2 separate regions of the Homo sapiens genome follow, and region 2 is linked to region 1. The links are chromatin loops, found by intact Hi-C in ENCODE. Cell type or tissue: PC-3. All regions are shown on one strand. Each heading gives the region's core, and the rest is flanking DNA. Links, peaks and the distances in the headings are about the cores only. Region 1 overlaps LOC107985713 (a long non-coding RNA gene). Region 2 overlaps LOC107985713 (a long non-coding RNA gene).

Region 1 (12,376 bases), core at 3,611-8,610:
GTCTTGAACTCCTGACCTCAGGTTATCCACCCGCCTCAGCCTCCCAAAGTACTGGGATTACAGGCATGAGCCACCAGACACGGCCTTTTGCTTATCTTTTAATTGAATTATTATTATTATTTTGCTCTTGAACTGTTTAAGCCACTTATATATTCTGGTTATTAATCCTTTGTCAGATCAATGGTTTGCAACTGTTTTCTTCAATTCTGTGGATTGTCTTCATTTTTTTGATTGTTTCATTTGTTGCGTGAAAGCTTTTTAGCTTGAGGTAATCTTATTTGTCTATTTTTGCTTTGGTACCCTGTGCCTTTCAGGTCTTACACACAAAAAAATTTGCCCAGACCAATTTCCTACAGTGTTTCCCCAATGTTTTCTTCTAGTAGTTTCCTAGTTTCAGGTAGTAGATTATAGTTTCTAATTTATTTTTATTTTATTTTTGTGTGTGGTGAAAGATGGCAGTCTAATTTTTTTTTTGGCATAGTTAATCGATTTTTCCAACACATTTATTGAAACAACTGTCCTTTTCCCATTGTGTGTGCTTGGCACCTGTGTCGAAGATGAGATTTTTTGCAGCTGGGGTAGTATATATCTGTGTTCTCTATTCTCTTCTTTTGCTCTGTGGGTCTGTTTTTATGCCAATATCATGGTGTCTTGGTTGCTATAGCTTTGATATATATATATATATATATGTATATCAATGATACTTCAAGTTCTGGGATACATGTGCAGAACAGGCAGGCTTGTTACATAAGTATAAATGTACCATGGTGGTTTGCTGGACCCATCAAACTGTCATCTACATTTGGTATTTCTCCTAATGCTATCCCTCCTCATGCCCCCCACCCCCCAACAGGCCCCAGTGTGAGATGTTCCCCTCCCTGTGCCCATATGTTTTTATTGTTCAACTCCCACTTATGAGTGAGAATATGTGGTATTTGATTTTCTGTTCCTGTGTTAGTTTGTTGAGAATGATGGTTTCCAGCTTCATCCATGTCCCTGCAAAGGACATGAACTCATCCTTTTTTATGGCTGCATAGTATCCCACAGTGTATATGTGCCACATTTTCTTTATCCAGTCTAACATTGATGGGCATTTGGGTTGGTTCCAAGTCTTTGCTATTGTGAATAGTGCTGCAATAAACATACGTGTGCATGTGTCTTTATAGTAGAATGATTTATAATCATTTGGGTATATACCCAGTAATGGGATTGGTGGGTCAAATGGCATTTCCAGTTCTGGATCTTTGAGGAATTGCCACACTGTCATCCACAATGATTGAACTAAGTTACACTCCCACCAACAGTGTAAAAGTGTTCCTATTTCTCTGCACCCTTTCCAGCATCGGTTGTTTCCTGACTTTTTAATGATTGCCATTGTAACTGGCCTGAGATGGTATCTCATTGTGGTTTTGACTTGCATTTCTCTAATGACCAGTGATGAGCTTTTTTTCATATGTTTGTTGGCCACATAAATGTCGTGTTTTGAAAAGTGTCTGTTCATATCCTTTGCCCACTTTTTGATGAGTTTTTTTTTTCTTGTACATTTCTTTAGGTTCCTTGTAGATTCTGGATATTAGCCCTTTGTCAGATGGATAGATTGTAAAAATTTTCTCCCATTCTGTAGGTTGCCTGTTCACTCTGATGATAGTTTCTTTTGATGTGCAGAAGCTCTTTAGTTTAATTAGATCCCATTTGTCAATTTTGGCTTTTGTTGCCATTGCTTTTAGTGTTTTAGTCATGAAGTCTTTGTCCATGACTGTGTCATGAATGGTATTGCCTAGGTTTTCTTATAGGGTTTTTATGGTTTCAGGTCTTACTTTTAAGTCTTTAATCCATTTTGAGTTAATTTTTGTATAAGGTATAAGGAAGGGGTCCAGTTTCAGTTTTCTGCATATGGCTAGCCAGTTTTCCCAACACCATTTATTAAATAGGGAATCTTTTCCCCACTGCTTGTTTTTGTCAGATTTGTCAAAGATAAGATGGTTGTAGATGTGCGGTGTTATTTCTGAGGCCTCTGTTCTTTTCCATTGGTCTATATATCTGTTTTGGTACCAGTAGCATGCTGTTTTGGTTACTGTAGCCTTGTAGTATAGCTTGAAGTCAGGTAGCATGATGCATTTGACTTTTGTATTGTTTGCTTCAAAAATTATTGTTTTGTCCAAGGTGGCAGTGGGTTCTTAAATTACCTGTAATTTTTTCCAAGTGGTGTCCTTTGCATAGACATTATTTTTTTTAAAAAAAGTCTGAGTTAAATGAGACAAAGGCAAACTCCTCATTTTAGTCCACCAAGAAACTTCCAGTTAGATCAAAACAGGCAAACACTATTTTCAAGAAACCAAATATGATCTGCTCCATAAACCAAAAATAAAATTTAAAGACCTCTAAGCAGGTGTTGGACCCTCCCCTCAGGTAAGGGAATTCCAAAGTTAACCTGTAAAGCTAGTTCAGGCCATGATGGAAAGAGTAGATTGCACATGGTTCATTATTTCCTCCTCCCTTTTGAAATTCAGGCACAGCTGTCCAGCATTAACGTTAAAACAGAACTTTAGACTGACAAAGCAGGCATTTTTTGTAGTGATAAGACATCTAATTCCAGCTTGACTCTAGTACGGCATCACATGACACATAGCTGGGCTTGAAAGAAGTTAAGGTATTTTACCCCAAATTAGATTTATTTGACATATTTTAAGATGGGCATGCAAAGCTGTCTCTTGTGAGGAAAATCTACATTATGTAGAGAATCCCTGTTCTTTTGCGGGTCTTTTCCCTGATTCAGGAGAGAATTAACAAATGTCTTGGAACTTTTCTTAGTCTGATAAGAATTCTGAAGCCTGCAACATAGAAGCTTCATCTGCATGATAAGCCCTTGGTCTCCACAACCTTTTATCTTAACCCAGATATACTCGTTGCTATTGATTCCAGGTCTTTAGATAGTAACTATTTCAACCAATTGCCAATTAGAAAATCTTTTAATCTGTCTATGACCTTGAAGCCTCCACTTACAGTTGTCTCACCTTTCTGGACTAAATTAACGTATATTTTACATGTATTTATCAATGTCTTTTATCTCCCTAAAATTTATAAAACCAAGCTGGAGCCTGACCAACTCAGGCCCATACTCTCAGGATTTCCTGATGGCTGTGTCATAGACCATCGTTCATGCATATTTGGCTCAGAATAAATCTCTTCAAATGTTTTACAGAGTTTGACTTTTTTATGAACAGCTCTCTCCTGCCTCTGGTGTGAAACCATACCAGAAACACAGTCAGTCATCTTTATACTGTCACCATATCTGTAAGAAGATTGGGGTAAGATTATATTAAATTGCCACAAAGCTCTAATGTGTTTCAGTAATATTTTTCTGTTTAAGCATTTGCTTGGCTGTTGTAAACCTCTGACTGTTAACCAGAGTTCTTATAATGTTGATTCCAACAATTTTTGATAGCTTTTTATTTTATTTTTTGGCGTTTCTGGTGACTGGTGAGTAAAGGTACGTAAAGTTTATTATTTTGCCAATTTTGCCTATGTCATTTCTTTTTACCTTTACTTTTCAGATATAGTTTTGCTTTATATAATATTCCAAATTGACTTTTTTCTTTTAGAACTTCGTAGATTTTATCCTACTGTCTTCTATTCTCCACTGTCATTGAGTGGAAAATCAGCTGTTACTTTCATGGGATTCCTTTGTATGATAATTTTTTTTCTCTTGCTGCTTTCAAGATTTTGTCTTAATCTTTCAGGATTTTTAATTAGATGCCTTTAGGTATGAATCTCTTTGTATTTATTCTACCTGGATTTCAATGAGTTTTTATGTGTACATTTGTTTTTCATAAAATATGGGAAGATTTCAGCAATTATTTCTTGAATGTGTTTTGTTTCTTTCCCTACAATTTCTCTCCTGACATTTCCATTAGATGTGTGCTAATATATGTACCAGTGTTCTGCAATAGTGAGATTCTGTTCAGTTTTCCCACACTTTTTTTCTCTTTGTATTTGAATTACATAATGTTTATCAATCCATCTTTGATTTCACAGATTCTTTCTTCTGTGTATTAAAACCAATTGTTGAATAACTTCAGTGAGTTTATCACTTCAATTATTGTACTTTCACCTACAAAATTTCATTTTTAAAAAATTTTTGTTTCTTTACTGATTTTTTTCTATTTGAGGAGTGTCAACAAAGAGTGTCAAACTCTGTAAAATATTTGAAAAGATCTCTTCTGAGCCAAATATGAATGACCATGGCCTATGACACAGCCCTCAGGAGATCCTGAGACCATGTGCCCAAGGTTATCAGGGTGCAGTTTGGTTTTATACATTTTAGGGACACATGCAACTTCAATCAAATACATTTAATAAATACATTGATTTGGTCCAGAAAGGCAGGACAACTTGAAGTGGGGGCTTCCAGTTGATTGGTACATTTGAAATTTTTCCAATTAGCAATTGGTTGAAAGAACTATCAATAGAAAGAATGTCTGGGTTGTGATAAGAGGTTGTGAAGACCAAAGTTTTATCATGCAGATGAAGCCTCTGGATAGCAGGCTTCAGAGAGAATAGACTATAAATGTTTCTTAACAGACCTAAGGTCTGTGTTGTTGTAAATTCCGGAGAGGTATAATGAGACATGTCAGATTCCCACTTCTCATCATGGCCTGAACCAGTCTTTCAGGTTAAATTTTAAAGCCCTGGCTTAAGAGGAGGTCCATTCAGATCGGTGAAGGGTATTAGAATTTTATTTTTAGTTTACAGGAGGCATTGCCATCATACCTTCCTAAAACATGGTTTCTCTTGGTTCTCTGAATGCATAAATATTTTTTGCTTTGAAATTTTTGTTAATTGCAACATCTGGACTCTCTTTCAAGTGGTCTTGTTACCTGTCTTTAAAAATTCTGTGTTTGTGTAAAAGTTACCTGTCTCTTTGTGTTTTGTGATTGTTTGTTAAAAATTTTGGACAATATTTTTGTAATAAATGTAGCAAATTTGAAAAATAATCCCCTCACCAACAAAACTTAAAAGGATTTTCTTAAAGAGCGCGCAGTGGAGGAGGCTAAACAAAGCATGGCCACGTGGTTACAGGTCATGCTTCAAAGGAGGTAAAACAAGATGGAGACCTGCAGCAAAGTTTGCTACTGACCATCCAGAAAGACACGCAAAGTACACCAGATTGGCTACAGCTTAACACCAACCTCACAAATCCTTTTTCATAATTAAAACTTTACAAAGACTATTAGCAATGATCCTTATTATTCCTGGGCTAGTAAAACATCTTTTAAAAAGAAAAAAAGCATCCCTTAAAAGTTAACTCCTGACCTGGTAGAGAAAAGAGAAAAAAAAAAGCTTAAAATTCAGGACTGTGTTAACTCCTGACAGGGTAGAGAAAAGGAAAAAAAAGTTTAAAGTGCAGGGTTGAGCCTGGGGGAAGAACCAATTATTCTTCCCCCCAAAATAAGAAAAAGGCCAACAACATTCTTGACCCCTGGGAGTAACAGGGTGGGGTAGGCGGCATAATTTCCTCTACCCTCAGAAGAAATCTGAGACCACAAAGGCTTAAAAGTGACAGGGAAAAAGATTTTTGGTTTGCGTGTTACTCACGCTTTCTCATGTCCCAATGTTTGGGCACCAAAATGTTGCAGAACTTTGATCTTTAGTTCAGCTAAAAGCAAGTTCTTGTCACACAACCAGAAAAAGACACACAGACACATTGAAAGGTTAGGGGAATTTATTGGATGAAAAGGAAAAAAAGGAAAAATAAAAACTCTCAGCAAAGCAAGAGGGGTTCGTGCTAACAGGCCCCCATCTCACAGATTGATTGCAGGCCACGCACACAGGAACTGAATAGGCCAGGCTTCTCCCGGCTGCAAACAGCGTGAACTTCCCATGGCTCCACTCCTTCCTCCAAGTGTGCAGGCTGGTCAGAGGTTCTCTGGGGACCTGCCCCCTTAACTTCCTCCTGCATATATCACAAGCTCTGGCCTTCCTGGCGTACTTGTTGACATTTCATCTACAAGCAAGCAAGCTGGAATGAGAATAATCACATGTCTTGTATTTACCTGCCACAGCTGATGACCCTTTGGCCATGCCTTCCTGGAATTTAGCTCCTGCAACACAGCTTGGGAGTGATGAGAAATGCAAGCACCCTATCCTGGGAAAGTAGCATAACACATAACTGGAGGCTGGAGGAAATAAAGCCCTGTATTTTTGGCCACAACCACCTTTATTAAAGTTTCTATCATGTTAACCATGTGGCAAGATAGTAGAAGGTAGATCTCTAACTCTACAAACTATAGACATTTTTTAAAACCCTCAACAAACAAGACATTGCACAAATATGCTTCAAAATAATAAGAGCTGTCTATGACAAACCCATAGTCAACATTGTACTGAATGAGCAAAAGCTGGAGTCATTCCCCTGGAATTCCAGAAGATAAGGATGCCCTCTCTCACCACTTTTATTCAACAGAGTACTGGAAGTCCTGGCCAGAGCGATCAGGCAATTGAAATAAAATAAAAGGCATCCAAAAAGGAATAGAGGAAGTCAAACTATTCCTGTTTTCAGAGCATGTAATTCTATACATAGAAATCCCATAGTCTCTGCCCAAAACCTACTTGATCTGATAAACAACTTGAACAAAGTTTCATCATACCAAACAATATGCAAAAATCAGTAAGACTCCTATACCCCAACAACATCTAAGCTGAGAGCCAAATCAAGAATGCAATCCCATTCACGATGGCCATAAAAAGAATAAAATACCTAAAAGTACTGCTAACCATGGAGGTGAAAGATCTCTACCAAAAGAATTACAAAACGCTGCTCAAAGAAATCAGAGATAACACAATCAAATGGAAAAGCATTTAAGGAAGAATCAATATTGTTAGGATGGGCATACTACCCAAAGCAATTTAGAGATTTAAAGTGATTCCTATCAAACTATCAATGACATTCTTCAGAGAATTAGTAAAAACTATTTCAAAATTCATATGGAACAACAACAACAAAAAATAGCCTGAATAGCTAAAGCAATTCTACACAAAAAGAATAGCGCTGAAGGCATCACTTTACCTGACCTCAAACTATACTTCAAAGGTACAGTAACCAAAAAAGGATACTGGTACAAAACAGGCACATAGACCAATTGAATAGAATAGAGAGCTCAGAAATGATACCACATACCTACAATCATCTGGAATTCATGGAGGTGGACAAAATCAAGCAATGGGGAAAGGACTCATTTAATAAATAGTGCTGGGATAACTGGCTAGCCATATGCAGAAGATTGAAACAGGACTGCTCCAATACATTACCCCAGTAGCCTGAGAACTGCTTCACAAACCCCACAGGGCATGCAGCTTGCCCTACACATGGAGAGTCAGAGTACAGAACTGCCTGATTCAGCCCCCACCTGACTGTGCCCCTCTACCTGCCCTGGTATATTAACACAAATGATAAAAACTTTGGGGAGCTTTATGGCTCTGTCCATCACCCAAGAAACCAGAATACCTTCCCTGGGCAACATAAAAACACGCTCAAATCCTACTGCTACTACTGCAGATGGTGCTCTTTTGCACGCGCCACCTTCTGGCTGGGGTCAAACTGACTCAGTCTGTTACAGCATCACTAGGTAGAATAACACTGCTCCCAGAAAGGAGAAAACCAGGGTGTGAACTCAGATATCACCATTGCCTCTAACACCCTGGCTAAGTAGAAGGTTCTGAGTCTGTCTACTTGGCCAGTTCACCATTATTATAATCAGCTTTTGAGAAAGCCAGCACACTAAGGCTACCTATAACTAAGAAAATACACAGAGTCTGTATCACTCTCCTATTATCCCCATCAGAGCTCATGCTGGTACCCACTGCTGGGAGATTTGAGAACAGGTCACATCACCAGATCCCTTGCATATTCCATAGCACCAGCTGGGTCGTGGCAGCCCTACTCGTGGCTAGATCCAGAAGAACAATAACAATCAGACAGAATGTCATCAAAGAAACAATGGACTTAAACTACACTCTAGAATAAACAGACTTAACAGCTATTTACAGAACATTCTACCCAACAACTGCAGAATATACGTTCTTCTCATCAGCACATGGAACATTCTCCAAGATAGACTATATGATAGGACAAAAACACAAGTCTCAATACATTTAAGAAAACTGAAACCATATTAAATATCTCCTCAGAACACAGTGGATTAAAACTAGAAATAAACATAAAAGGGAACCCTCAAAATTATGCAAATACATGGAAAATAAATAATCTACTTTGGAATGATTTCTGGGTTAGCAAGGAAATCAAGATGGAAATATAAATTTTTTAAAATGAATGATAATAGTGACACAAGTTATCAAAACCTCTGGAATACAGAAAAAGCTATGCAAAAAGGAAAGTTAATAGTTAAATGCCTATATCAAAAAGTCTGAAAAAGCACAAATTGACAACATAATGTACCACCTCAAGGAACCATAGAAACAGGAACAAACTAAACCCAAAGACAGCAGAAGAAAAGAAATAACAAATATCAGACAACTAAATAAAGTTGAAACAAAGAAAATACCAAATATAAATGAAACAAAAAGCTAGTTCTTTGAAAAGATTAGCAAAATTGTGAGACCATTAGTAAGACTGACCAAAAATGAAGAGAGAAGATAGATCCATCTAAGCTCAATTTGAAATGAAACTGGAGACATTACAACATATTCCCCAGAAATACAAAAGATCATTTGAGACTACTATGAACACCTTTATGCACACAAAATAGAAAACCTAGAGGGAATGAATAAATTCCTGAAAACATACAATCCTCCTAGACTCAATCAGAAAAATAAATAGAAATCCTGAAGAGACCAATAACAAGCAGCAAAATTGAATCAATAATTTAAAAAAGCCAACAAAAATCCCAAAACCAGATGAATTCATAGCTAAATTCTACCAGAAATTCAAAGAACGATTGTTGCAAATCTTACTGAAACTATTCCAAAAGATTGAGAAACACGGAATCCTTGTGAAATTATTCTTTGAAGCCAGTATCACCCTGACACCAAAAGCAGGAAAGAAAATAATAAAAAAAAACCATAGACCAATATCCCTGATAAACTTTGATGCAAAAATCCTCAACAAAATACTAGCTAACTGAATCCAACATCACATCAAAAATATAACACATCATGGCCAAGTGGGTTTTGTCCCAGGAGTGCAGAGATGGCTTAACATATTCAAGTCAATAAATGTTATAGATCACATACACAGAATTAGACTAAAGTATAGGATCATCTCAATAGATGCAAAGCATTTGATAAAATCCAGCATCTGTTTATGATAAAAATCCTCAATAAACTAGGCATAGAAGAGACTTACCTCAAAATAATAAAAGCCATATATGACATACCCACAGCAAACATCATACTAAAAGGAAAAAAGTTGAAAAATTTCACCCTGAAAACTTTAAGGAGAGAAGGATGCCCATTTTCACCACTTCTATTTAACATAGTACTAGAAGTCCTAGTCAGAGCAATCAGGCAAGAGAAAGAAATAAAGGACATCCAAATATAAAAAGAAAAAGTCATACTAGTACTGTTCACTGATAAGATTCTATACCTAGAAAACTCTAAAGGCTGTTTCAGAAGACTCCTAGATATGATAAATGAATTTAGTAAAATCTCAGGATGCAAAATCAATGTACACAAACCAGTAAAAATGATAAATACTAAAAATGTCCAAGCTGAGAATTAAATCAAGAACTCAATCTTGTTTACAGGAGCTAAAAAAAAATCTAGGAATATACTTAGACAAAGAGGTAAAGTATATTTACAAAGAAAACTACAAGACACTGCTGAAATAAATCATAGATGACACAAACAAATGGAAACTTATCCCATGCCTATGGGTGGGAAAAATTCGTATTGTAAAAATGATCATACTGCCCAAAGCAATCTACAGATTCAAAGCAATTTCCATAAGAACACCACCACCAGCCAGGCGCGGTGGCTCACGCCTGTAATCCCAACACTTTGGGAGGCTGAGGCAGGTGGATCATGAGGTCAGGAGATCGAGACCATCCTGGTTAGCACGGTGAAACCCAGTCTCTACTAAAAGTACAAAAAAATTAGCTGGGCATGGTGGCGGGCGCCTGTAGTCCCAGCTACTTAGGAGGCTGAGGCAGGAGAATGGCATGAACCCAGGAGGCAGAGCTTGCAGTGAGCCGAGATTGTGCCACTGCACTCCAGCTTGGGCGGCAGAGGGAGACTGCATCTCCAAAAAAAAAAAAAAAAAAAAAAAAAAAAAAAAACCACCACCACCATTTTTCACAGAAGTAGAAACAACAATTCTAAAATTCATATGGAACCAGAAAAGAGCCTGAATAGCCAAAGCACTACTAAGCAATAAGAAGAAATCTGGAAGCATTACATTACCAGAGTTCAAAATATACTACAAGGCTATAGTTACCAAAGCAGCATGGTACTGGTATAAAAATAGGCACTTAGACCAACAGAAAAGAATAGAGAACAGAGAATTAAAGCCAAATACTCACAGCCAACTGATCTTTGACAGAGCTTACAAAAATATAAATTGAGCAAAAAACTCCTGATGTATTTGGCTCTGTGTCCCCACTCAAATCTCATCTCAAACTGTAATCCCCATGTGTCAGGAGAGGAGCCTGGTGGAAGGTGATTGGATCATGGGGGCAGATTTCTCACTTGCTGTTCTCATGATAGTGAATGAGTTTTCATGAGTTCTCATTGTTTAAAAGTGTATGGCACCTCCCCATTCTCTCTCTGTCTCTCCTGCCACCATGGTAAGATGTGCTTTCTTCTCTTTTCTCTTCTGCCATGATTGTAAGTTTCCTTAGGCCTCCCAGTCATGCTTCCTGTTAAGCCTGCAAAACTGTGAGTCAATTAAACCTTTTTTCTTTACAGATTACCCAGTCTTGGGTAGTTCTTTATAGCACTGTGAGAATGGACTAATATGGAAAAATGGTACTAGGAGTGGGATACTGATATAAAGATACCTGAGAATGTGGAAGCAACTTTAAATCTGGGTAATGGGCATTGATTAGAACAGTTTTGAGTGCTCAGAAGATAGGAAGATGTGGGAAAGTTTGGAACTTCCTAGAGACTTGTTGAATGGTTTTGTTAAAAATGCTAATTGTGATATGGACAATGAAGTACAAGCTGAGGTGTTCTCAGATGGAGATGAGAACTGGTGTAAAGGACACTTTTGCTTTGCTCTAGCAAAGAGACTGGTAACATTCTGTCCCTGTCCTAGAGATATGTAGAACTTTTATCTTGAGAGACGTGATTTATGGTATCTGATGGAAGAAATGTCTAAGCATCAAAGCATTCAAGATGTGACCTGGTTGTTTCTAAAAGTGTATGCTCATATGTGTCAGAAAATAGATGGTCTAAAATTGGAACTTATATTAAAAAGAAAAGCAGAACATAAAAGTTTGGAAAACTTGCAGCCTGACCATGTGGTAGAAAAGAAAAACTCATTTTCTAGGGAGAAATTTAAGCCTGCTGCAGAAATTTGCATAAGTAAAGAGGAGCGGAATGTTAATAGCCAAGACATATCTCCAGAGCATGTCAGAGACCTTCACTTCAGTCCCTCCCATCACAAGCCTGGAGGCCTAGAAGGGAAAAATGGTTTCGTGGGCCAGGCCCAGGGCCCAGATGCTTTGTGCAGTCGTGGGACAAGGTGCCCTGTGTCCCAGCTGCTCAAGCTCCAGTCCTGGCTAAAAGGGCCAAGATACAGCTTAGGCCATTGCTTCAGAGTGAGCAAGCCCCAAGACTGGGCAGCTTCCATGTGGTGTCGTGCCTGCAGGTACACAGAAGGCAAGAGTTGTGGCTTTGGCAATTCCACCTAGATTATAGAGGATGTATGGAAATGCTTGGATGGCCAGGAGGAAGTCTGCTGCAGGAGCAGAGCCCTCATGGAGTACCTCTACTACAGAAGTGCAGAGGGGAAATGTGGGGTTGGAGCCCCCACACAGAATCCCCACTGGGCCACTGCCTAGTGGAGCTGCAAGAAGAGGGCCACCATCCTCCATAGTGCAAAATGGTAGATCCACTGACAGCTTGCACTATGTGCCTAGAAAAGCCACAGTCACTCAATGCAAGCCTATGAAAGCAGCTGTGGTGCTGTACCCTGCAGAGCCACAAAGGCAGAGCTGCTTAACGCCTTGGAAGCCCACCCCTTGCATCAGTGTGCTTTGGTTTTGAGACTTGGAGTCAAAGGAGATTATTTTATAGCTTTGAAATTTAATGACTGCCCTGTTCTATTTCAGACTTTCATGAGGCCTGTAGCTCCTTTGATTTGGCCAATTTCTCCCTTTTGGATTGGGAGCATTTACCCAATTCCTGTATCTTCATTTTA
Region 2 (12,376 bases), core at 4,427-9,426, 78 kb after region 1:
GGTACTTACTGGTCATGCACCTAAAGTGAATTTCTTAATTGCATCTTAATTGCACAAACTATGTAGTAGTGTTGGGGAACTTAAAGATGTTAAATTGTGTATCGGGAGTAAAATATTTACCACGTGATTTTTTTTTCTCTGTGGGTATCACTTCAACCTCCAAGATACACTACATAGGAGATAATTTAGGGATTGCTTTTCTGTTTATTTCCTGTTTTTGTTTCTAATTTTTTGATTTTATTTGTTGTTTGTTCTCCTTTGGGCTTTACTTGATAAGATTATTTATGTTTTTTAATTTCTAATGGAAGGCTTTTCTTTGGTTCCATGAATAGTCATTTTGATTTCTATGCATTTCTAACAAGACATCATTTGTTGAATTCATCTTATATTCCTAAGCTACATTTGCAAAGCCTGCAAAAATTGATAGAACACGCCAGCCACTTAAAATTTGGTTGCTTTTACTTACCTCTGATGATCTAGAGAGCTACAAGAGCTTTATACTTACTGGCCAAAAAAACAAAAAATAAAAGACTTATTTTTATATGTTCTGAACAGAAACAATACATTATACATTTTGTTATTTGAAAAAGAAGATGAGATTAGATATGTTTAAATAGTGTTTATTTCCAAGATAGTTCATTGAAATCAATAATTTGAGTTGATTTCCTCTTACTTTAATAAAAGAAAAAAACTGTGATATGGATATAAAGGTTTAGTGTTCAGAAAAGATTAGCTTTGTCCTTAAGGAAATTATATTGAGATTTTTCTCAAACTACTTTAGTTGTGTTTACCATTATTAAAATTAAGTAACATTACTTAGATTAAGTGGTAATAAAATATGAGACTTTCTAGTGATTTTTGATCCCAAGCTGTGTCTGGAATTGGTGGGTTCTTGGTCTCACTGACTTCAAAACCAGTTTTCATTGATGGGCAATCATGTGCGTACTTGAAAAAAAAATATGTACAAGTGTTGTACTGGCCTGAAGATTTTAGTGGTGAAAGTTATCTAATAAGTTGTCAGTAATGTATCCAGAAACAAGTCTTGGAAATGTGTGATGATGCTCTTTTAAATAGCTGAAAAAAATTACTGTGTGCTTGTTCTTACTTTGCTTGTGTTTTTTTTTTTTTTTTTTTTTTTTTTTTAGACAATGTCTTGCTCTGTCACCCAGGCTGGAGTCACTGGCGCAATCTCGGTCGCTGCAACCTCTACCTCCTGGGTGCAAGCAATTCTCCTGCCTCAGCCTCCCAACTAGCTGGGACAACAGGTGCACACCACCAAGCCTGGCTGATTTTTTGTATTTTAGTAGAGACGGGGTTTCACTGTGTTGCCCAGGCTGGTCCCGAACTCCTGAGCTCAGGCAATCCACCTGCCTCGGCCTCCAAAAGTGCTGGGATTACAGGTGTGAGCCGCTGCGCCTGGCCCATTCCTGTTTTATTGTATAATATTTAAGTGAAAGATATTTATTCTCATGTTGAGTTTTCTAAACTGATATTTGTATTTACCTTTTTTTGATGGAGAGAAAAGTTAGGTGTCTTTCCTCCATAAGTTTGGCATAGAACCCATCACTTTTTGATGCTTTTGGTCACAGTTCTATCACTAGAATACTAGCAATTAGACATATGCAAAGAATAACCTAACTAATATGATACAGTGGTTTGAAGGGCTGCAGGCATTAACTCCTAAACACCAAATCACATTGTTTTAATTTGTAACATGTAAGACAGTACGATAGGACTTTCTGTAGTATAAATATCCTATTATTAACTAATCCTTGTACTATTAAGTTACAGGGCTTTGAATCCTGGGTCTGAAGAAAGCAGCAACCCTTGATAAATTTTGTGCATTTACACCTGTCAAATCCCGTTTTCAGACGCTAGAGAAGGTGACAATCAAAATGAACTGCTTTTGTGAGACACAAGCCTAGAAACTGAAACTATTTAATTATTCTAGACCCAGGGACTATCACAGAAGAGGGGGTACATGAGATTGTTAGAAGCGATTAGTTCATTGTGTTTACATATTAAGCATTAATATCAACAGCACACTGATGCAAGGCCAGTGTCTGAGCCCTTGTGTCAGAATGACAGGGTTTTGTTTTTGGAGCATTGATGTGCATTTTCATAAAAAATTGCAAAAGGTTATAAAAAGTTTATGAGGCTGGGTATGGTGGTTCACGTCTATAATCCCAGCACTTTGGGAGGCTGAGGTGGGCGGATCACTTGAGGCCAGGAGTTCGAGACCAGCCTTGCCAACATGGTGAAACCCCATTTCTACTAAAAATACAAAAACAATTAGCCGGGTGTGTTGGCGTACGCCTGTAATCCCAGCTACTCTGGAGGTTGAGACATGAGAACCGCTTTAACCCGGGAGGCAGAGGTTGCAGTGAGTGAAGATCACAGCACTTCACTCCAGCCTCGGTGAGAAAGTGAGACTCTGTCTCAAAAAAAAAAAAAAAAAGTTTATGAAAATTTTACATTATGGTCAAACTGATAAAAATTATAAAACAGATTTGTTTACGAGGTTTTATTAAAATTCACTTTAACATTAACAATACCCCATACAAAGGTAAAATTTTGGTTTTCTCTTTTAGACAAAATGTTTGTGTAATTTTTTTTTGTCCTCATCATCTAGTTTATTTATTTATTTATTTTTTTATTATTATACTTTAAGTTTCAGGGTACATGTGCACAACGTGCAGGTTAGTTACATATGTATACATGTGCCATGCTGGTGTGCTGCACCCATTAACTCGTCATTTAGCATTAGGTATATCTCCTAATGCTATCCCTCCCCCCTCCCCCCACCCCACAACAGTCCCCAGAGTGTGATGTTCCCCTTCCTGTGTCCATGTGTTCTCATTGTTTGTGTAATATTAAGAAGAGAAAATATTTTGTTTACCTTTAGAACAAACTACAGGGGAAAAAAATGGAGGCGGGGAGAGACAGATTTAGTTGGTGTCATGCTATCTTTATTAGGTCTTATTGTTTGAGAAATTGAGTCTCCTTTCTATCAAAAGGTAAACATTTTTTGTTTTATCCCTTTTGCCAAATGAATGCCTATTTTATAGTTACCTGTGATCCTATTTTGTTATATCACGTGTCTTAAAACTTTGATATTTGGAAAACCTCCCAAGAGTGAAATTTCAACTTCTAAATTCAGGCTTTTTGATCTCAAACTAATTTTTTTAGATATTAGATTCACTGAAGTTCAAGGGAGACATATTAAATTTAATAGGTTTATTTGTTATGTTAGAATTATGCAGGAAGCATTATCACTCTGAGGTAGTGTTTAGCTTCCTTTGGGTTGTATTCATATTGATGTGTTGTTAATATGTGTTCCAGGATTGTATGAGATTCCTAAAATTCTGATATGTCTTAATATACATTATCAGTAACAAGAGTATTATGTTAACTTGCATGACACAGAAATAATCAAATTTCTTTGTCAACTGTGTCTTTAACTATGGATGTCTTAAGACTTTTGTCACCCACAATTGTTGTTTGCTTTGATCCTTCTCAAAAAGGGACTTATCACCAGCTACAGTCCAGAACTTGTTTCTTTGGGGAAGTTCATGAAAAGGACTCTTGAATGCAGGTTTCTGGTAAGTTTGGAGACTGTGCCATTGGATTAGAGAGAAAACTTCCAAGGCACTAATTGAAAGGCTGATGTGCTCAGAAAGATTGCTAACCCAATATAAGGCAGAGCAGAAGTTTATCACATGGGCTAAACTAATGAAGGTCTGAAATACATTTATGGCTTTGTTTGAAATATTGGTGGTTCTTTTTCTTTTGGATTTTAGAGTCTGAGGAATTTTATTTCTTTTGAGCTATTTATAGTCTTTAAGTATACTTTACAAATACTGAGTATACTTTTGTAAACAAAATTCGAGGCACATTTCTCTGTCTGCCTAATTTCTCCAGAATTTGTAATCTATTTGTGAATATTCTTAATTCATGGCAATGTGGCTTTTTTGCATATAGTTAACAAAAATGTTTTCTTTCATAATGAGACACAGTTGGAGGAATTGGTTATTTTCTCAGGGCTTTGACTGAAATGGCCTTGTGAGTGGTTCTAGCAAAGCCAATTTAGGATAGCCTATATGGATAATGATCCCTGTTACACTTTGTGTGGGTAATCAGGCCATGTATATTGGACTAAAGCGAATTTTGTAGGTATATTGGTTCTGCTGTGATTTGTCTTTGGTGGAAGTTGGGGGATGGAGGGAAAAATATTGTGTTTCAGAAAAAAATTATGGTATTAGATTAACCTTTGATTCCCAGGTGGCCATGAGGTCACCTATAGTATGGAGCTGCCCATGATGCTCCTCCTCAGCATGAAGCAGGCAGAAAGATTGATGACAAGATTCCCCATAAGTGAGGAACTGATAAATAGAAAGAGGGATCTGAAACATATCCACTAGTCCCATAGATAGATTTTTTTTTATAATCATAGAAATTGACCCTTCTGGTCTTAAAGTTTGAAACTTACATTTGTTTTATCTGAGTTCCTTCCTCAGGAAAGGATTCCCAGGCCTCCTGGGAATGTATCAAAGAACTGAAACTCACCAGATTACCACATCCAGACAATGAGATGCCAGACCCTTCATTCACCATGATTACTTCCTTGCCCCTCACTAGTTCCTGTTTTCTTAAACATCATTATATTTCTTCCATAGGGTAGAACTAAAACTAGGGGTATATAAATCCCTAGTTTTAGTTGTTCAGGTAGATGGAATTGAGACTGATCTCCCAGCTCTTTGGCTGCAGCACCTGATTAAAGTCTTCTTTCTTGGCACTAATTGTCTCAGTGATTGGTTTTGTATGTGGTGAGCAGAAAGACTTAGATTGAACCCCTGGTGTTTCAGTAACAAAAGCACTTAAAATCGTGAGGTTTGTAATATATTTCATAAGGTTGATGCATATGCACCTGGTATGTAAGCTTTGTAACAAAGTAACAATTATTTCTTTTTAGTAATTCTTCATATTTTACAATTACATAAATGCATACTATTGGTAGACATATGCACATATACAAGTATACTTATTTGTGTGTATATATATTCATGATATACATGTATATATATACATAGATATTTCTATATGTATATATATACATAGATATTTATATATGTATATATACATAGATATTTATGAAATACATATATGTATACAGACATACAATGTCTGAAATACATATATGTATACAGACATACAATGTCTGAAATACATTTATGGCTTTGTTGTTTGAAATATTGGTGATTCTTTTTGTTTTGGATTTTAGAGTGAGGAATTGTATTTCTTTTGAGCTATTTATAATCTTTAAGTATACTTTACATATGTTGAGTAGAGTATACTTTTGTAGACAAAAGTATAGATACATAGATATTTATCTATGTATATGTGTTTGTACATATATGTGTACACACATATATACATATATATGTGTGTGTGTATATATATATATATATATACACATATATATGTATGCCATGCATACTTAAGTTGGGAAATCTACAATTTTGTTACATAAACATGAAAAAAGTTCTTATTGTATATAAGCTTAAATAAATATGTTTCTTTTCCCAGTGAAATGAAACTCTTTTTAACATAATGTTTATATTTACCTGTTGTAAATTGTGTAAATATATATAATATGCTTATTATCTGTAGAGAAATCATCTTAGTTCAGAATTCAGTTGACAATTTAGATTGATTCATGCTGAAGGTAATTTATTTTTATTTGGACATGAATGGAAATAGCAGTCTACATAAAGAATTTTTCTAATTTAGCATTTGTCCTTTCTTTTCATGCTCCATTTATTGGTTATCTGAATCTTCCATTCGAGCTTTAAAATGTGAACCAAAATATTGACCTCACATTTTTTCCTAGGAGAACTAGAGGTATTGGTACAAATAATAAGCAGTCTTCACTTAAGGCCAATAATTATGATGGCATCATTTTTCCCCATTTAATTGTTTTCATTGTAACATTTCATTTTGAGGGAAAAGGCTAAATAAGTGAAACAATTCAAACTCGTTATTTTTATAATTCATTATACAAGCTAAATAGGACTTAGAGTTGCACACTTATAAATTGAGCCATTTTCTACACTAATCATCTGGTACATGGCTTTAGACTACCCCAGGAGGTTCAATTTTAAAGTCTTAGTTTTTCCTTTAAAATCTACTGGTCTTCAGACAGACAGAAGGTTAAATGAGACTTGAGTAGGAGCAGCTGGGTATTGTTAAATATATACCATTTAAAAGGATCCAAAAAATAGAAAGCATATTCAGTTTCTTATCAAGCTCTAGAAGCTATGTGAACTAAAGTCTTTAAGACTGATAAGGGATTTTCTCATCTTCAGTTGAAGTTTGGATTTGAACTTCTCTTAGATAAATATATGAAACTTTCTTACATTGCATTCTGGCATGTCTTTTTAAATTATAACAGACACAATATTTGTAGAACATTGCCAACATTTCTTTAACTAAGATAAGTAACATATTGTGAAATGTCTTTTCACATTAAGTGGAAAAAGCACAATCTGGTGATTTCATTCCTAACCAAAAAAAAAATGTAATTTGAAGATTACAATGTATTGAGGGGTTTATTCTTCTCCACTATGCTTTGTGTCTCAGAATCCCTATTAGTCTATTTATCAATTGTTCAGTAGTACTTTCATTCTTTTTTAAAAAAATAACAAGCACGGATAATGAATGAAAAATTACAACTTCAGGGTTGTTTGTAAACATTACTTGTGGTTCAAGTTTAATTCCACTATTTTTATTATCAAATAAGTATTCTACAAATGTCACTTCTGTTTGGCATTATTTGAACCTGCCTCAGAACAAAAGCAACACCAAAACAGATAAAGGATATGTGTCTTTGCAACATGCCATCAGATGTGTGAGTGTGTAAGGCAGAAAAAAAATATTTTTCTCGCTTGTATAATGGAGCTAAGAGGATAAAGCTACAATATATTACATCTGTAACAGAGAGAATAAACAAAATACACCAATTTGAATTTTAAAACATGTATGTTTGCACAGCATTTCAGATTAGTGATGTTTGCAGTGCATAGTCACTTATGTAATGACTAATGTGTTGTCAACATTTGTGCATGGGCTGGGAGTGAAAGACTGTCTTTACACATTATAAAGTAAACATGTGCTTATCAGTTAAATTATTAATGGTTTTAGCTTTCATTATTTATTCTTAATTGTTGTGATGTTAAAGAAACTCATTTGATGAAATCTTGTATTTCATTTTTGATTTCAAGCTTAAATTTTGTTTAACCCTTTTATTTAAGCATTTTTTATCATTCACAGTTTATTACATAACTAGTCTTTTATTTTTAAAATTATCTCTATAATCCTTTACCTTTTCTGTAAGTATTTTGTTTGAAATTTGGTGAAAATTTCCAGTTGAGGATTATTTTTTGTCAAAATGGCTTTGTTCATTACAATTGCAATAGGCAACTATTAGAAGCAACTGTTCAGGATTTAATTAATTAACTATATTGATGGAAAATTTATCAAATTAGGATTCCAAGGCAAAATACCTCTGAAAGTGGGTGAAGCCATAGAAAAAGCACTACCAAAGGAAAAAATCAGTCTCTGGTGGTTAGTCCCCATAGTGACTGCCATAATCCCCACCTCATGGTATCTATGCCATTGAGTAATGTTCTTTCCATAAGTGTGAGACCTGTCACTTGCTTCTGAGCAATAAAATACAAACAGTGATGGACTGTCACTCCTATGGTTATTTCATGGTATATAACTCTCTATCTTTCTATCTTTCTCCTTTCTGGGCTTTGAAAATGTAAGCTGCCATATTGTAAAAGGGCCTATGGAGAGAGACTCATAGCAAGAATCTGCAGGCAACCTCTCAGAACTGACAGAAGCACCCTACCTCATGCACATCAAGCAACAAACTACAAGCCTCCTGTCCTACAATCTCAAGAAAATAACCTGAGTGACTTTGGGAGTGGATCCATCTGTAGTTGAGCATTTAGCTGAGAACCCAATCGTAGCCAACATATTCATTGCAGCCTTGCAGAAGACACAACAAAATTGTGCCTTGACTCCTGACTCACAGAAACTGTGATTTAGTATGTGTGTGTGTTGTTTTAAGTTGGTAAATTTTTGGTAACTCCTTATGCAGAAATGAAAAACTAATAAATAAGGTGGAATTATTAAATAAAGTAAATTAGCATAGCCATTGCCATGCATACTTATTTTTGTATTGAGAACATGTAAAAACCACTCTTAGCAAATTTGAACTATATATTATTTTTAACTATGGTCATTATGTTCTGCAGTAGATTACTAAAACTTATATCTATGTCTAACAGAAACTTAGTACCCTTTGGCCAGTATTTCGCCTTTCCCCCATCCACTTTTCCTCAACCTCTAGCCTCTGGTAAGCACCATTCTACACTCTACTTATATGAGTTCAACTCTTTCAGATTTCGTTATTTCACTTTGTATACATATATCAAGACATCATATTATACTCCATAAATATATACCATTATTATGTATCAATTATCTTTAAAAAAACTAATGCACAATCATTGTTTAAGTCTGAGGTAAATAAAATTATTTAAAATAATAGATTAAAAGAAAATAGCAGTGACCTGACTAATATAATAATATTAGTCATATTCATAATGCAATATGAATTAAAATCACAATGTAAGACACATGTTAATCCCAATAATGTTCTGGGATAGGCTTATATGATGTAACATAAGAGAAAGTGAAAGAAACCTCCTATTTCATAGTAATTATCATACAGGATGTTTTCTTAAACATCAAAATTAACTCAAGCTTATGTCTGTAAAATGTGAGAGTATTGCCAGAGGAAATAAGAAAAAATAATTTACCCGTATGTATACTCTATTAGGAGAAACATAAAATATCTGGAAAGTAGGAAGTGTTCATGTTTTAAATTGTTTACTCTGCTTTGTCTCATAGAAAGGTAACATTAAACTGCATTTAAATTGTCTTGTTCAAATAATTTTATCTTTTACAATGTTACTCTCATATATATGCGAGCCCTTACAAAATCCATGTTAAGTCCTAATCATAGATAAATGCTATTTCTAAATGCTATTTCAGATCAATACATACTTTGCATTTATAATTTAATTATTAAGGCTACTAGTGTGTAGTCTAGTTAAAAAAATATATAGACAGGTGACATAACAGTATCTCACAGCTTAGTTTGTAAAATTTAGTACTTGCCAAATCAGGGTTGCGGTGCTGTCTTGGGCAGATTAACTGTAATTCACCCTAATAGGAATTGTGTATCATGGAGGTTTTCAAAGAATGACTTATAGAGAAAAAGCTTATGTGAATGACTAAAATTTCCTTATTTAAAAATATTATTGTGAAAATGTTAAGAACAGGACTAGCAAAAGTGTTCAATAAGGCCCATTACTCTTACTGGACTATATTAAATTTTCAATTTTGAGACAAATAAAGGCAGAAATTCAGCTGTAAATTAGGGAATAATTAGGTTATCTATATCAACCGATGTCAGCTTATCCTTGTGTATACAGCTAAAAATGTTTCAAGTTACCTAGCAGCTCATACATCCCAAGAAGACAAATGGGGACTCCCATGAATATCAGTTCTAGGTAACCTGACTCCCGAAGTGTGGTGGATTGCGTGCAGGAAGGCCTACTTCTAAATAATTAACTAAAATAATCCCTCTATCATTAATCTCTCCTTTTCCTGGCAGAAACTAATTTGGTTACTGACTCCTTGGCTTTTACTTGGTTTCAGAGGTCCAGATTCCCTGTTTTAAATCCAAAAGTTGTTATTTCAAATATGGCAGTACCTGTAACTGATTCAGTTTCTGAAGAGAGCCACAGTGAATATACTGGTACCCCGGCTGTTCAACTTCTTAGGAGGGTAGGCAGCTACCATGCATAAGCAGGAAAGCCACATGATGCTTGAAAGAAATTAAAATGTTTACCTAGGAGACTGTGTACAACCAATGTTCATGTAAGTGTAATTCTCTTTATGTGTCTTTTTAAAAAACGTTTTAGTTCAGTGATACATGCACAGGTGTGTTACATAGGTAAACTTGTGTCATGGGGGTTTATTGTACAAATTATTTCATCACCCAGGTATTAAGCCTAGAGCCCATTAGTTATTTTTCCTGATCTTCTCCCTCATACCACCCTGTACCATCCAATGGGCCCTAGTGTGTGTAGTTCCTCTCCATGTGTCCATATGTTCTCATCATGTAGCTTTGACTGATAAGTGAGAACATGTGATATTTGGTTTTCTGTTCCTGCATTAGCTTGGTAAGTATAATGGCTTCCAGCTCCATCCATGTTCCTGCAAAATACATGATCTCATTCATTTTTATGGCTGCATAGTATTCCATGGTATATATGTACCACATTTTCTTTATCCAGCCTATTATTAATGGGCACTTAGGTTGATTCCATGTCTTTGCGATTGTGAATAGTACTGCAATGAACATACACATGCTTGTGTCTTTATAATAAAACAATTTATATTCCTTTGGGTATATAGACAGTAATGGGAATGCTGGGTCAAATGGTGTATCTGTCTTTAGGACTTGGAGGAAATGCCACACTGTCTTCCACAATGTTTGAATTAATTTACATTCCCATCAACAGTGTATAAGTGTTTCTTTTCCTCCACAACTTCGCCAGCATCTGTCTTTTTTTCTTTTTTTGACTTTTTAATAATAGGCATTCTGCCTGGAGTGAGATGGTATCTCATTGTGGTTTTGATTTTCATTTCTCTAATGATCAATGATGTTGAGCTTTTTAAATATGATTGTTGGCTGCATGTATGTCTTCTTTTGGAAAGTGTCTACTCATGTTCTTTGTCCACTTTTTAATGTTTTTGTTTTTCTTGTTCATTTATTTATGTTCCTTGTAGATGCTGGATATCAGCCCTTTGTCAGATGCACGGTTTGCAAAAACTTTTTCCCATTGTGTAGGTTGTCTGTCTACTCTGTTGATGGTTTTTTTGTTGTTGTTGTTTTGTTTTGTTTTGTTTTTACTGTGCAGAAGCTCTTCAGCTTAATTAGATATCATTTGTCAATTTTTGCTCTTGTTGCAATTGCTTTTTTCATCTTTGTCATGAAATATTTTCCCGTGCCTACATCCTGAATGGTATTGCCTAGATTGTCTTACAGGGTTTTTGTAGTTTGGGGTTGAAAATTTAAGTCTTTGTTCCATCTTGGTTAATTTTTTAATATGGTGTACGGAAGGTGTATTAGTCCCTTCTCGCACTGGTATAAAGACATACCTGAGACTGGATAATTTAAAAAGAAAACGTACTTTTAATTGGCTTATGTTTTTGCAGGCTGTACAGACTTCAGCTTCTGGGGAGGCCTCAGAAAACTTAAAATCATGGCACAAGGGAAAGGGGAAGCAAGCACATTCTAAATGGTGGCATCAGGAGAAAGACAGAAAAGGGGGAGGTACTACACACTTTTAAACAACCAGATCTCATGAGAACTCTATCATGAGACAGCACTGAGTAGATGGTGCTAAAACATTAGAAACTACCCCCATGATCCAATAACCTCCCATCAGGCCCCACCTCCAACACTGGGGTTACAATTCAACATGAGATTTGGATAGGGGTACAGAGCCAAACCATATGAGAAGGGGTTCAGTTTCAATTTTCTGTATACGGCTTGCCAGTTATCCCAGCATCATTTATTGAATGGGGAGTCCTTTCTCCATTGTTGTTTTTGTCAGGTTTGTCCAAGATCACATAGTTGTATGTGTGAAGTCTTATTTCTGGGTTTCCTATTCTGTTCCATTGATCTATATGTCAGTTTTTGTATGAGTACAATGCTGTTTTGGTTACTGTAGCCCTATAGTATAATTAGAAGTTGGGTAGTGTGATGTCTCCAGGTTTGTTATTCTTGTTTGGGATTGCCTTGGCTATTCAGTCTCTTTCTTGGTTTTATATGAATTTTTAAATAGCTTTTCTCATTATGTGAAGAATCTCAATGGTATTTTAATAGCAATAGCATTGAATCTAAAAATTGCTTTTCACATTGTAGCTATTTTCATGATATTGATTCTTCTTCTCCATGAACTTGGAATGTTTTTCCATTTGTTTGTGTCCTCTCTGATTTCTTTAAGCAGTGGTTTGCAGTTCTCCTTGTAGAGATGTTTCACTTAGTTGTATTCCTAGGTATTTTATTATTTTTGTGACAATTGTGAATAGGAGTATATTCCTGATTTGACTCTTGGCTGGACTTTGTTGATGTATAAGAATGCTAGTAACTTTTGGGCAGTGCTTTTGTTTCCTGAGACTTTTCTGAAGTTGTTTATCAGCTTGAGACGCTTTTATGCTGAGATTATGG

The links. Hi-C counts contacts between places; a loop is a spot of excess contacts. Peaks named below come from ENCODE experiments on the same cell type or tissue, not always from the same donor. Only the 100,000 strongest peaks of a DNase experiment are listed, where the experiment ranks them.
Region 2: a loop joins it to region 1, with 11 times the contacts of the local background. A loop is called at or near these places in 1 of 110 quality-filtered maps.

Annotation. Positions count from the first base shown.
Region 1 is chrX:88,598,650-88,611,025 of GRCh38, reverse strand. The region is part of intron 1 of LOC107985713 (a long non-coding RNA gene); the gene reads left to right. Among named protein-coding and RNA genes, the nearest start is that of CPXCR1, 140 kb to the left of the region's middle. In PC-3, for the core only: no CTCF peak of the experiment used is centred there; a DNase peak (open chromatin) is centred at 6,195; H3K4me3 peaks cover 711 bases; H3K27ac peaks cover 2,838 bases.
Region 2 is chrX:88,521,311-88,533,686 of GRCh38, reverse strand. All of the region lies in intron 3 of LOC107985713 (a long non-coding RNA gene), which reads left to right. Among named protein-coding and RNA genes, the nearest start is that of CPXCR1, 220 kb to the left of the region's middle. In PC-3, for the core only: no CTCF peak of the experiment used is centred there; no DNase peak of the experiment used is centred there.